Linked DNA regions of Homo sapiens: region 2 is linked to region 1. Evidence: chromatin contacts called from ENCODE Hi-C or POLR2A ChIA-PET data. All regions are on one chromosome and are shown on one strand. The core of a region is the stretch at or near the end of the contact, and the rest is flanking DNA. Distances in the headings are between cores, read along the strand shown. Region 1 holds the start of CFAP20DC-AS1 (CFAP20DC antisense RNA 1). Region 2 overlaps CFAP20DC-DT (CFAP20DC divergent transcript).

Region 1 (7,308 bases), core at 3,591-6,090:
CTCACCCTATTACCCAGGCTGGAGTGCAGTGGCTCGATCTTGGCTCACTGCAACCTCTGCCTCCCAAGTAGCTGGGATTACAGGCACCCATCAGGGATTACAGGCACCCATCACCATGCCCAGCTAATTTTTTGTATTTTTAGTAGAGACAGGATTTCACCATGTTGGCCAGGCTGGTCTCAAACTCCTGACCTCAAATGATCCACCCACCTTGGCCTCCCAAAGTGCTGGGATTACAGGTGAGCCACCATGCCCGGCCTGTCCCACTCTTCTTTTATCTCAGTGAATAATGTCAACATCCATATTGATCCTTTAGCCAGGAATTTGGAAGGCATCTTCATTTCTCCCGCTTCTTTATCCCACATCCAGCTGGTCTCCAAATCCTAAGAATCCTCTCTCCTTTTTATCTCTTAACCCACCCTTCCTAATACCACAGCCTTGGCACTTTTCCTTTTTTCTTTTTTCCCCTTAATCCCATGACAGATTATGCACTTTTTTTTTTCAGTATTTATTTTAGATTGAGGAGGTACATGTGCACATTTGTCACCAGGGTACATTGCATGATACTGAAGACTGGGGTACAAATGATTCATTCATGCAGGTATTGAGCATAGTACCCAATAGTTACTTTTTCAATCCCTGTCCCCTTCCTCCCTCTCTCCTTTAGCAGTCCCCAGTTTCTATTGTTGACATATTTATTTCCATGAGTACCTGATGTTTAGCTCCTGCTTATAAGTGAGAACATGCAGTATTTGGTTTTCTGTTCCTGCATTAATTTGCTTAGGATAATGGCCTCCAGCTGCATCCATGTTGCTGCAAAGGACATGATTTCACTCTTTTTTATGGTTTATGCACTTTATTTTTCATCTGAATTCCTTCAATAGTCCCCTAACATCTCTGTGCCTCCAGTCAAAGCACTGTAACCTGGTGGTTAGGAGCCTCAGCTCTGACGTCAAATTTCCACGGTTGAGATCCAAGCTGTGACCCTTATAAAATGCTTGGCACTGTATCTGAGACATAAGTACTTAATAAATGAAGTTTAGCTGTCATTATTATTATCATTATTATTCACATTAGTGATCTTCCTAAAGCCCAAATCTGATCTGATCTGATCTCTTCATTAGGTAAAGCCTTTCAGTGACTCCCCATCACCTCTTTACCTTGGCATACAGGAGCCCCCATGATCTGAGACTTGCCCTCTCTCCAGCCTCATCTCTCACTGCACCCCACCTTTCACTCCATTCTGTAGTCCCTAGATGCACTCTGCACATTATCCCTGTACCGTGGACCTGATTATCCTCAAGACTTAGCTCTAAAGTCACTGTAGCCCTTCTCCAGGCCTCGTTGTGAAGGATACACCTTCTCTGCCACAAGAGTCAGGAGTATCTCCCTGATAACTCTCACCACAAGCTTGCTTGTCTGTCTCACATTCACTCATTCCACACATATGTTTTTGAGTGGCACACATGTGCTGTGAACTAGGCTGGCTACTGAGGATACAGATAAAGCCTTATCCAAGCTTGAGGTATTCACAGTTTTGGTGGGGAAGCCCAGGTAAACGGCTCACTGTAACTCAGGGTGGCAAGTGATAGAATAACGAGTTATGGGAACACGTGAGAGGGAGTGATTCCGCATGTGGGTTTCAGGGATGCTTTCACAGAGAAGACAACAGTTAAGCCAAAGTTCAAGAATGAGTTCAAGTTTACCATGCAGACAAGAGGGGACTGGAATTCCAAGTTCCAAAAGGAAGCCAAATTAAGTCTGTGGTGGAGGGGACAGTGGGGAGTCTCTCCTTTAGCAAGATAACCTCCTCTTAGTGCCTTCGTTTCTCTGTCAGCTTGCGTAGCACTTGAAATGAGTTTTGCTTGTCTCGCTACCCACCCCCCACCCAACATACACACAAGTGAGCCACTCTGCTCCTGCCACACTGTCAACTTGGCTGTCAGTTGGTGAGCCATGCCCTGTGTTCAGATCAGGCCATGCTCATCTCTTCTCTGTCTGGCAGCTCCTTCTCTATTTAGAAAATGGCTCTTTAATTTCTGTTTTGGTTTTTTGGTTTTTGGCTAATTTTTTATTAAAGACTTATAATTGTTTTGAGCCGTTTTGGGTTCACAGCAAAATTGAGACGAACCCTATTATCAGTGTCCCCCACCAGAGTGGTAATTTGTTACAATTAATGAACCTCCATTGACACATCATTGTCACATTATCAGGGTTCACTCTTGGTGTTGTGCATTTTATGGATTTAGACAAAGGTATAGTGACATGTATCTACCATTATAGTATCATACAGAGTAGTTTCACTGCCCCTAAAATTCTCTGTACTCTGACTGTTTATCCCTCCTTTTGCTTATTTCTGAAGGCCCCAACTCACTTGTCACTGCTTCATGAAACTCTCCCCAACCCTCATCCCACCCTGAACAGAATTATTCGCTTCCCTCTCTGGGTCCCTGTTATCTTCTGGCTCAATTACAGCACTTATGACATTAGCCAACCACTGTTACCACTATCCCCAGGCCTGGTTGTGAATTCCTTGAAGGCAGAACCCTGCCTGTGTTCTTTCATACCTTCTGTGTTGGAGCACAAAGGCTAGCACAAGGCATCACAGCTAGTTGTCAGTCATTACTTGAATGAATCAATCAATAATATTTTTAAAAATTCCTTGTTTACGGATGAGTTTAGGTCCTTTGCAGGGACATGGATGAAGCCGGAAACCATCATTCTCAGCAAACTAATACAGGAACAGAAAACCAAACACTGCATATTCTCACTCATAAGTGAGAGTTGAACAGTGAGAACACATGGACACAGGGAGGGAAACATCACACAGCAGTGCCCGTCGGAGTGTAGGGGGCTAGGGGAGGGATAGATAGCATTAGGAGAAATACCTAATGTAGATGACGGGTTGATGGGTGCAGCAAACCACCATGACACATGTGTACCTATGTAACAAACCTACACATTCTGCCCATGTATCCCAAAACTTAAAGTATAATTTTTAAAAATTCATTTTTTACTCTAAAATAATTTTCGTCAAGATTCCAAAATAAACATCAGCTTTGCTTTGCTTAAATAAATCCTGAGTGATGCATGTAATATTTTCAATTCAAGATTTGATAAATGGATATTAAATATACACCCAAAGGAAAATCTCCTTCTGAGCAGGGCCTGATTGCAAATAGGAAGAAAAAGATGTAGTCCGGTCCCATTCAGTTTAGCATTTTTACCTGACGACTTCACACACATTGCAGTCTGAAGCCAGAAAGCCTACGCAGAGTAAAATGAAGAGTCTTTAGCAAAATCCTTTGTGTTTAACACAAACTTTGATTCCTCAGCATCTGTACAGTTCAGAGTAATATGTACTGTTTAAAAGGTGTTTAGATATAACAAATTAGTCATTTAAAAGTGTAATTAAATGTAACCACATTCCTCATAGCAAATTGGCTTTTGTAGGCATCTCTTGCTAAATAAATCAAGCCTACTGAGAAATCCATTGGCCTTTGACAGACAAATTTTTCAAAGTTTCTAACTTAGAACCAAATTCAATTAAAACAATACTTTACAACTTCTGTGGAAACCAGGCTACAATCAATCAATTTTGGAGAGTTTCTGTTAGGAGTAGCCCTCGTGAGATTTATTCAAAAACTGGGCTCTCGGCAGCCTTTGGAAGGGCACTAGGAGTTAGTTATAATGAATTTTAAGTGAATTTTATCTTGGTGAGGGATTTTGATTGACAATAGCATAAAGCCATGTTGTGTGTGTGTGTGTGTGTTTTCTTTTTTTAAGGAACAGGAACAGCTATCAATGGACACTGCTTCATGGGATGCCCAAACAAATATAAACTCTAGATCAGTCAACCTGGGCTCAAATTCCAGCTCTGCCATTTATGGACATGATCATCTTTGAAATGGAAATAATAAAAGAACCTTCCTAATATTGGCATTATGCAAATCGAATGAGTACATGAAATGCATGTGCCTGGTGCTTAGCAGAGTAAGCTCACACTGACTGTCAACTGCTGTTTCCCCAAGGTTATTCTCCTCAAAGGGCCACTTGAGTGATCAGAACAGAATTTCTAGGACATTTTCCCTTTTTATGACGACTGAGACCTGAAAGAGTAAGCAGAGATTCTGTAGTGTTTGTTTTGATGTGAGTTTAACCATCAGCATACAGACTGACTCCCTCAGATCCTTCCAAATAAACTCCTTCATTATCTCATTATTTCAATATTTCATTTCACTGTCTCTCCTCAAATGTAGATTCAAGAAAAGTAGGTTTATTGTGCAGCTACCCTGTGAGCAGATGCCCCAAAGCTGTCATTCCTTCAGGTTAATAATTAACATAACCTGAACGGGGGCATGGTGGCACAGGTCTGTATTCCCAGCTAATTGGGAGGCTAAGGCAGGAGGATTTTAGCCCAGGAATTCAAGGCCAGTGTGGGTAACACAATGAGACCCCATCTCTTAAAAAAAAAAAAAAGAATTCCCATACCTAATATCAAGCACATAAGTCTCTTTAGCTTACAAAAAAGAAAAGAAAAGCTCATTGCATGCATCCATCAACATGGCATGTTGCAGAGCATAATATTCGGAGAATAACGAGGCAAAATACACTTAATAAAACTGCAGGCATATGGTGAGGTTCTCAGACAAGTTATTTATGGTCTTGATTAACCTTGCAACATTATCGCCATTTTCATAGGTTTTACATAACAACATAAAAATATTATCTTTACCTTTTAACATGGCAGGATTATCTTATCTCCGGTTCTTTTATTTAGCCTTCATTTCGCTCCCTCACCCCAAAATCTCTAGCAGCTTGATCATGGAAAAGCAAAGCTGCTTGTGCTCCGTGGTAGTTAATTATATATGAATACTGTTTTCCTGGCACTAGCACATAGCAACAGCGCCACCAAAAGGCCGAGGTCCTGAGTTTCTGGGATCTGTTCCATTTCTTTGCTCCACAGCATATCAGCGTTTTTGCATGATATTCCTGGTTGCTGTGTATTCAAAATATAATATATTGGCATTTCAGACTCCTTATAATTAATAGGTTTTAATTTGTTCTGATCTACAGATTCATTAACTTCTCAGCTCTCTTTGGGTAGAATGAGTTTTCTTTTAATCCTCCTGAACTAAAAAGGTATGCAGTTGATTGTGCTAAGCTGCAGATAAATCATATGAGCAGATGTTCTTATACAACTATAGAAATGATATACGAAAACTGATATTAGAGTCAGTGTAATAGTGACAATAGAGACAGTATCTGTACTGTCAGGAGGAAATATTGAAATGTGCAAGTTGTTCTGTGTTTAGTGACTATGAAAGTCACCCCAGGAAATAAACTTTTCTTATTCTCAGAGTACTGTCTATTACATTTTATGATTGTCCCAAATTTAGTAACGTGGCAAAACTGATTTTTTAAATTGTAAATACATAGTGACATGTCATGAGAATGAAAACAATGAAATTAATTTATGGTAAGGAGATAGTCATATATATTTCAAATAAATGTATTTCTTCAGGGTCACTTTTTTTTCCTGCCACAAACAGAACTGATTTTGTCATTTTGTTATTCAAAAACTTAAATAGTCACCACTCTAGATGCACTCTCGAGCTGGAATAAACACTACAGACTAGTGGTTGAGAGGGTAAGCTGTGGACTCAGACTGCCTGGGTTCACATTCTAGCTCCACTCTTTCCTGGCAGGCACGATCCTGGGTTAATACCCAGTGTCAATTTCCTCTTCTGTTGAATGTAGTTGTTCATCCTATTTATTTCATAGAATTGCTCTGAGGATCAAATAAGATCATATCTACCAAGAATTAGCATAAGTACTCAATAAATGTCAATCGCCGCTATTATGATGATGGTCGTAGTTCATTGTAGATACTGGTTGTCATCCCTTTGCATCTACTTACGATATTCTCTAGGTATGACTGAATGCCAAAATCAAAACAAATTCTATATTATTTCATTGGTGCTTTCACAGGATGCTACCTACCTAGAAATAGGTTTACTGCTACATATGTTTATAAGCATATTGTAGGGGAGGAAAAATATCTTTTTCTCACCCACCCTGGATTCATCGCCAAGGCCTCTGTTGCAACAAAAGACAGATTAGCAAAAGAAAAACATACAAATTTATTTCATGTAAGTTTTCCATGATACAGGAGTCTTTATAAGGAAATGAAGAACTGAACAAACAGTGAAACTTGAATATTTTTACTCCAGGTTTGATGAAGAGAGGAAAGTGGTGGAGAAATATGATTGGGCAAAGGAGATATGAGCTAATGGAAATAAACGAAGAAAATCAGCAAGGCTTTTGTTCAGATTCTTCTCTGTGTCCCTGTGTCTTCAGAGATAAGGATGTTCCTTTCTTCAGGGGATAGGGACGGCATCTCTCAAATGAGTATCTTATGACCTGCTCCAGGGGGTGTTCAGAAAATCCTAGCTATGTTTTATGACCAGCTGCAGGGGAGAACAGGAGAAGGTGAGAGTGACCTTCCTGCTACTGTAAATGCCATGTCCTGAACTCCATCAATATCCATTTGTAGGTGAGGATGTCTAGCCTCAGACAGCTAGTTGTTCACCTTTCTATGTGTTCGTGTCAGCAGTTTTTATTTGAAAAGTTTCCATTGGTTACTTTTTTGTTTTCTAACACTTAAAAATCACTATGAGCAAAGATGGAAAGGGATCAGTCTGTATAGTCTTTTTTTTTTTTATTATACTTTAAGTTTTAGGGTACATGTGCACATTGTGCAGGTTAGTTACATATGTATACATGTGCCATGCTGGTGCACTACACCCACTAACACGTCATCTAGCATTAGGTATATCTCCTGATGCTATCCCTTCCCCCTCCCACCACCCCACAACAGTCCCCAGAGTGTGATATTCCCCTTCCTGTGTCCATGTGATCTCATTGTTCAGTTCCCACCTATGAGTGAGAATATGCGGTGTTTGGTTTTTTTTGTTTGTTTGTTTGTTTGTTTGTTTTTTCATGATTTTTTTTTATTATACTTTAAGTTTTACGGTACATGTGCACATTGTGCAGGTTAGTTACATATGTATACATGTGCCATGCTGATGTGCTGCACCCACTAACTCCTCATCTAGCATTAGGTATATCTCCCAATGCTATCCTTCCCCCCTCCCCCCACCCCACAACAGTCCCCAGAGTATGATATTCCCCTTCCTGTGTCCATGTGATCTCATTGTTCAATTCCCACCTATGAGTGAGAATATGCGGTGTTTGGTTTTTTGTTCTTGCGATAGTTTACTGAGAATGATGATTTCCAATTTCATC
Region 2 (7,308 bases), core at 2,552-5,051, 410 kb before region 1:
GACAAGGTTGTGACTAATGTTTGCAGAACAAGAAGCTCAATAAACAGGATGACTTGAGTTCAGAGAAGTCCTGCAATCATTTCCTACCACACTTCACTGACAGGATAAAACTGAATAAATAATAGATTGGTGAGGGTTAGACTGCAGAAGGAACTACAGCAAGATCAGGAGCCCATGCCTTCTCCAGACTGTGTATACATTCGCATTTTATCCATTCCAGAGTGACTATGGAACCCAATAGTCAAACTCTTTACCATAATTTAAATCAGCTTTTTCATATGTTTATAACCTCTTATTCACTCATTCCCTTACCCATTCCCTTTTTTTTTTTTTTTTTAAGATGGAATCTTGCTCTGTCGCCCAGGCTGGAATGCAGTGGTGTAATCTCAGCTTCCCACAACCTCTGCCTCCTGGGTTCCAGCAATTCCCCTGCCTCAGCCTCCCAAGTAGTTGGGATTAGAGGCTTGTGCCCCCATGCCCAGCTAATTTTTGTATTTTTAGTAGAGATGAGGTTTTGCCCTATTGGCCAGGCTGGTCTCAGGTGATCTACCCACCTCGGCCTCCCAAAGTTCTGGGATTACAGGAGTGAGCCAAACCCATTACTCTTTCTTTCTCTCTTGCTCTCTCCTTTCCAATTTTTTTCCCATCAAGTATATCGTAACAGACTATTGAAAGAGCAGAATTCTAAACTGCCTCTTTAAGGAGCTTTGGTATAACTCACATAGATTTTTAAAAATTAAAACCTAAGTGACATAAGATTAACCTGAAAGAATATTCTCAATAAAAAATATTTCCTACACTTCTTGTTATTTCTACTATTAAAGTCAGAGATAAGTCAGTTTCTCTAATAAATTCTCTGCAAGAATTATAATTGCATTTTTTATTTAAAAATAATCTTTCTTTAAAAAAAGCATATTCTGTAATCACCCAGATGACCATTTTCTAGTTAAGTCCTGCTATGTGAATTCAGAGTCAGTATCTGCATTGGGACCAAGTAGTAACATTTTCACTGTCTTAAACAAATGAGAAAAGATGTGAAATTAGCAAGATTTCAAGGCAAGTAAAAGCCAAATTATGTCAGAGCATCCTATCTGTACAAAAATTTTATCACTATTTGGAAGGGGAAAGAAGGATGAATTGAGTTCTTACATAACAGACAATAGCATAGGCGTGTTAAACTCAGAAGAAACTGAACCCCTATGGTCAGCACCCTACTTATATTTTCTGATCATTTCCATTTTCAATAAAACCACATCCTCAGTCACATTAAATAAATGTACTTAATTTAAATTTTGTTCATTTTATGGCTTGTTTGTATTTAAGTGGTAAACTTGTTTTAGTTTTATTGTTGTATAAGAGTTACAAACATGAGGAGTTTATATGCAGTTTAATGCTTATATGTACATAACAATTTAATAAACATAAGTCAGTATGGAGGGTGTTCTATAAAATTCTATTGTTTTGAAAGGGGGTCTATATATTAGTCAGCTTCCAGAAACACTGATTTAAGAAGTATCTACCCTGAATAGTACTTGTAGTAGGCTGAATAACAGCTCCCAAAGATGTCCATATCCTGTCTCTGGAATCTATGAATGAGTTAACTTCTGTAACCAAAAGAACTATGCAGATATCAAGTTAAGGATTTTGTGGCCAGGAGGTTAGCCCCCCACAAGGGCTAGTATGAAGTCCCCTTACTTCATTAAGGTCCTCACAGGAGGAGACAGATCAGAGTGCACAGTAGGAGATGTGAGGACAGACACGAGGGTGGAGTGACACAAGGAAGGGTCCGCAAGCCAAGGCAGGCAGCCAGCCTCTAGAAGATAAAAGAGGGTTGGAAATAGGTCTTCCTCTGCAGCCTCCAAAAGGAACACAACTCTGCCAACACTTTGATTTTAGACTTCTGGCCTCCAGAACTCGGTGTATTGTTTTAAACCACTACATTTGTGGTAAATTGTTATAGCAGCTGTTTTATTCTTTTAAAAGGGGGTTTATCTATTGTATATTAGTGTACACTACTTAATCCACTTGCACAGAATGATTTTTAGCTCCACGTTTCCCACTGTATTTTCTGGCAAGCAGATCCGTTTGTGATCACCAAACAGGCTCTCAGATTGTGAGCAAAACAGAGATAGAGTTCAGTGGAGGAAAGAGAGGGAGATGTGGAAGTGCAGAGGAGGCCAGAAGGAGGCTCCACCGGAAGGCCCTTTGTGGGGAATGGAACTGGGTGCAAGTCCTGGGTTGCTCATTAGCCAGTGGGGGTTGGCACAGAAGAAAAGGAAGTTGGGGTCCATTGAGCAGTCAGCTGGAAGAGAGTGAAACTGGATGGGGCAGCATTGTCCTGGGGATGCTGACCCTCCCTCTGAATCTGGAAGTTTGCCCTCAAACTTTTTTTCCAGCATTTACATTCCCTGGGTAAGTGAGGCTCCCCCAAGATTGCTCTGGGGAACAAAGCAGATTCTGAGGGCACTCAAGACTTAAGGCAAATCCTCCCAAATCGGAGCTCATCCCCACTGAAATCGACAAAGGCTATCAGGCAAGGCCAAGGGCACCCAGGCAAGTGAAGGAAGTCCTTTTCTTGGTCCTGGCTGAGGGGTTTGGGCAGGAAATCAGGTTAAGGGCCAAGCGGACTCTGGGATAATTGTGCTGAAAGCAGGAGAAAATGCATCTCAGGCACCGCCATTTTGTTGTTTTATCCCCTAAGAAACTAGGAAAAACGATTACACCCTAGGGTCTGGCAAGATGCATGCAAAAGCCAAATAAGAGATCACATGGGCTGACAGGGAGACAGCCACGGAGGAAAGTTGATTTATTATGTGTAAGTTAAATGCTATCTAGCAACAAGTAGTGGTGTATCCTGCTGCCCTGGAATTCTCTTCTCCACCCTTCTGCCATTTTCACCGCTTTCTGGGCTTTCTTTGCCCTACCTACCCTGGGAGGCAGGATTAAATTGTCCTCAATTATCTGTCCTCTGATTCTGTTAGGTTTACTGTCCTCCCGAGCAGGCAATTGGGCCAGGATACACTGGTCCACTGTGCAAGGAAGGATTTCACCGCTATGGGCTTGAATAAAAATAGAGCTAACGTGTTCTATGTTGTCACTCAATACTTTCTCACTGCACCTCGCATCAGCATTTGAGTAAGAACCTATTCCGGGGCCCTGAAGTGCCTTTTCATTAGAGCTATCACTTAATAATCAAAAAATAATGTATTACCTAACAGGTAAAGATGCTAATTCTGTTCTAGAGCCTAAAATCATCTCATGTCAGGAGGCTATTTTAAGTTATGAAAACTCTAGTGACACCATAACTATCCTCTCACAACACAGAATATTTAGAATACAAATGCTGCATAGGCAATTCTGAATCCATTCTATAGATGGTTTAAACCCTTTAAAATATGACATCTTACTCTTAAACAAGTGTTTAAAGTGGCGATGATCATTATCATCATCATCATCCCTTTTCTCATTTCAAAAGCAAATTCATTAAATTTTAGCTACCGCAGAATCCCTGATACATTTAAATTTGACTAGAATGAGGTTTACATCATAATATCTAAGAAGAAAAGGGTTGTAAAGATCGTAACAGTAGAATCTGTGAAATATTTAAGAAAAATGATTTTCCTATGGAGTACTGGCATTCGTTTGGACGCTAATGACAAAATATGTCTCATCCTCTTGAAGAAATAAATCCAGTCCCATAAAACCACACAACATTTGAATTGGGAGGGACCTAGAGTTATTCTTCAATTGTTCAGGCATGAGTAAGTCCCTGCCACAATAACTCCATTTAATGCCCAGCCCTTCCCTGGACACCTCCACAGAAATGGAATGCACTCTGATCTTTGACGGCTCATTTTTCCTCTCCTTCCTTTCTTCACTTAGGGTCAGGTCTAAGTGAAATTGCGAAGACAGCCATGCAGTCAGCCTCTCCAGCACAGTTCGTCCTCAGTCAGAAAAGACTTAACACTCTATCTTGGTGTTCCTACCTTTCACCCTTGGGTCACACCTCTGTCCCCTACAGCCATGCAGAATAATGTGACTCCCTCTTAGCCAAGTGAGGTCTCCAAAGAGTTCTCTCTTTTGACCTTGCCCATGAGGTTTGGATGTGAACCTCCTCACCATCCTTGTCACTCTACTCTGGGTCTACTCCAATTTGTTTCTGTCTCTCCTGCCATCTGACACCCACAACTCAACCTGGTACTCCAGCTGTGGTTTGGCCCCTACTTGGAGCACTTGGTTGAACTTAGAAATTTCTATTTTTTTTAAAAAAGGATATGATTACATTCATCAGACACGACTTCTAATTCACACTTGCCATTGAGAATAGCCTGCCCTCCAATGACCCATATTTTCAGATTTTTTTTTTTTTACTGTGCCTCTCTCAAGAGTCCAAATTGTCTTTCATGTCATCCTGAGTTGTAAAAGTCAAAACAAAACAAAACTACAGTTGCCTAAGAATTACTCCTAGAAATACAGAAGTACAAAAAAAAAAAAAAAAAAAAAAAAACAAGCACAATCAGGTGTACTGCTTGCTCAGTGTACAGTCCCTGAAAAACAGGCTGGGGAGCTGGGGAGCGTCTCCTAACTTGATAAAGCTCCTTTTAAAAACTTTCCCATCTGGAGATAGATTGAAAGTAAAGTCGTCTTTGTGACTGAAGCTCAGAAAAGTTTATTTTGATATTTTCAACTTTTTTTTTTTTTTTTTGAGACACAGTCTCACTCTGTCACCCAGGCTGGAGTGCAGTGGTGCAATCTTGGCTCACTGCAAGCTCTGCCTCTTGGGTTCACGCCATTCTCCTGCCTCAGCCTCCCGAGTAGCTGGGACTAGAGGTGCCCGCCACCACGCCCAGCTAATTTTTTTTTTTTTTTGTATTTTTAGTGGAGACAGGTTTCACTGTGTTAGCCAGGATGGTCTCGATCTCCTGACCTCCTGATCTGCCCCTCTCAGCCTCCCAAAGTGCTGGGATTACAGGCAAAAGCCACCGCACCCGGCCAATATTTTCAACTTTTGAAAAGAACTCTGAAATGTACTAGCAAAATATTTGCTAGGCCAGGTTTCCAAATCATTTCTTTATTACTCTTGTCTTTAACTCTCAGAACTTAGTAGGGGAGGCAGTGAATGTTGAAGGTAGAATAGCAGATGAGAGAGGAAAGGGGGGCCACACTACTGGGGAGAGGCTGGGTCATTCATTCCTGATGGTGACTAGAGCTCCTTCTGGGAGTGGGGGCATGGGTTTGGCAGGTGCCCCAGGCTGAGAATGAGCAATTCACTTCCATTCTAACACTACGTTTTATAATGAAACAAAAGACAATTCCCCCCCTGAGAAGCTGGGTGTTGTGGTTTCACACCTTCTCATTTCGGTGTTTTTGCTTAGCCATAAACAAGGACTGATTGAAAAAGAAAAACTCACAGAAATTTCAATTACTGTTAATGTCGCTTGAGTGTTTTCACTGTCACAGTCTAGGGCTTCAACTTTTTAATAAGTTTACTGTAATTATTACAAGTTTTTGGTCTAATTCCAGCTGAGGATTTAATGGGACTCATTCTGACAAGATATAGGATATTGTCCCAATAGATGCTCATTTGGAAATGGGCCACTTGCAATTTCAAGTGTGCAGAGCTGTGCAAGATTAAAAGTACTGGCAGTGTAATTTCCACCTTGTGTCCCAGGCTCTGTGGATTTGTAGCTCATCCAGGCTGTCCATCTGGGGAGCAAACAGCATGTACTCCTTGATGAGAAACTCTGGCCAACCGACCAGCTGTGAAAAAAATAGATTACTCTTGTCATTTTTTTCTCCTAGGTAATTTGCTAGGAGTAAAAATATAATTTCTTAGAAGGTCTGCAGTTAAAAGCAAATTCTAGCGATGTGCCTGATTTTTATTTAAAACTTCACTGCACTTTTATTTGTTAAATTTAATTTCTCAACAATACCCTGGCTGTGATAATATTTCCTAACTCACAGGAAATAGAAAGGTTGGTTTCTGGTATTTGGACACTAGAGAAACACAGGAAGGAGGGTGTAGAGGAGGAAAAAGAGAAGTACTCAGCTGGCAGGCTAAGCTGAGCACAAAGAAATATACTGCTGTTCTCCCTATAGGTAAAGGAGATATTATGATGGAATTAAGTAACTGTTGGGAAAATAGATCTTCCTATTGCCACCAGGAAGCTAAACTGCAAACTGCATCTTTTTAATCCCCTGACATGTATCTTCATCCTTATGAGAATTCAGAAGGTCATGCTAGATAATCAGGGTAATTCTAGATGAATTGAGCTGAAGAGCTGAGAGAAGGATTGTTAATAACCATCTGAATTGTGAAGCAGTATGTAACATCTATAGGTTTAATATGTTCACCAGGCTATGTGATTTCAGCAAGCCAAAAGGAATGGAAGAAATGTGCCAAGTAAAATTAAGCTGTTCAGTCTGCAACCAGTGGAGAGTTAATGATATAATTTGAAATTAAAGAATTTGCAATAATACTTCTGCACGGTGAGTTACAAAATATTTAGACATCAGTGAGTGCTGCACAGTAATCTTCTGTCCGGAATTTCAGTGTTAAAGTGCTATACCTCGTACACTCTATTGTCCTGACCCTTAAACTGTTTATTTTAAAAATACAGCTCCAGCCCAGGTGCTCACACATGTAATCCCACCACTTTGGGAGGCCAAGGCGGGCAGATCACAAGGTCAAGAGATCGAGACCATCCTGGCCAATATGGTGAAAACCCGTCTCTACTGAAAATACAAAAATTGGCTGGGCGTGGTGGCATGCTCCTGTAGTCCCAGCTACTCAGGAGGCTGAGGCAGGAGAATCGCTTGAACCCGGGAGGCAGAGGGTGCAGTGAGCTGAGATCATGCCACTGAACTCAGCCTGGTGACAAAGCAAGACTCCATCTCAAAAAAAAAAAAAAACAAAAAAAACACAACTCCAAACAAGTGTTAGCATTTTTTGAAAATTGATGTACTGTTACACATTATTATAGTGTTACATATTATTTGATTTATTTTGATATTGGGTATAGTTAACTATTATTACTATATATGTATGAGTATATATGTATAAGTACATATATTAAGTATACATACACACAAGACAAAGGACTTTTGTCTAGAATATATAAGGATTCCTACAATTTAATAAAGGAAGGATTCTTACGATTCAATTTTTTTAAAAAAGCCAAACAGCCAGGCACAGTGGCTCACATCTGTAATCCCGACATTTTGGGAGACCAAGGTAGGTGGATGGCTTGAGGCCGGGATTTTGGGACCAGCCTGGGCAGCATGGTGAAACTCCGTCTCTTCAAAAAA

The links. Hi-C counts contacts between places; a loop is a spot of excess contacts on that map. ChIA-PET counts read pairs that join two places held with the same protein, here RNA polymerase II (POLR2A).
Region 2: a loop to region 1 is called in a map of MCF 10A, with 4 times the contacts of the local background. The contact joins the enhancer-like site here to the promoter of CFAP20DC-AS1 in region 1. A Hi-C loop is called at or near these places in 1 of 168 maps with a recorded cell type or tissue (MCF 10A). POLR2A ChIA-PET finds 5 or more read pairs at or near these places in 2 of 52 experiments (GM10248 and K562).

Annotation. Positions count from the first base shown.
Region 1 is chr3:58,822,003-58,829,310 of GRCh38, reverse strand. CFAP20DC-AS1 (CFAP20DC antisense RNA 1) reads right to left here and starts at 4,840. Exons shown (of 3, transcript NR_110820.1): 1 at 4,736-4,840. All of the region lies in intron 14 of CFAP20DC (CFAP20 domain containing), which reads left to right.
Region 2 is chr3:59,233,789-59,241,096 of GRCh38, reverse strand. The region is part of intron 4 of CFAP20DC-DT (CFAP20DC divergent transcript); the gene reads right to left. Among named protein-coding and RNA genes, the nearest start is that of CFAP20DC-DT, 150 kb to the right of the region's middle. Within about 2 kb of position 3,801, at least 2 of the 41 ENCODE cell types and tissues checked have a DNase peak (open chromatin) inside an H3K27ac peak, as active enhancers do.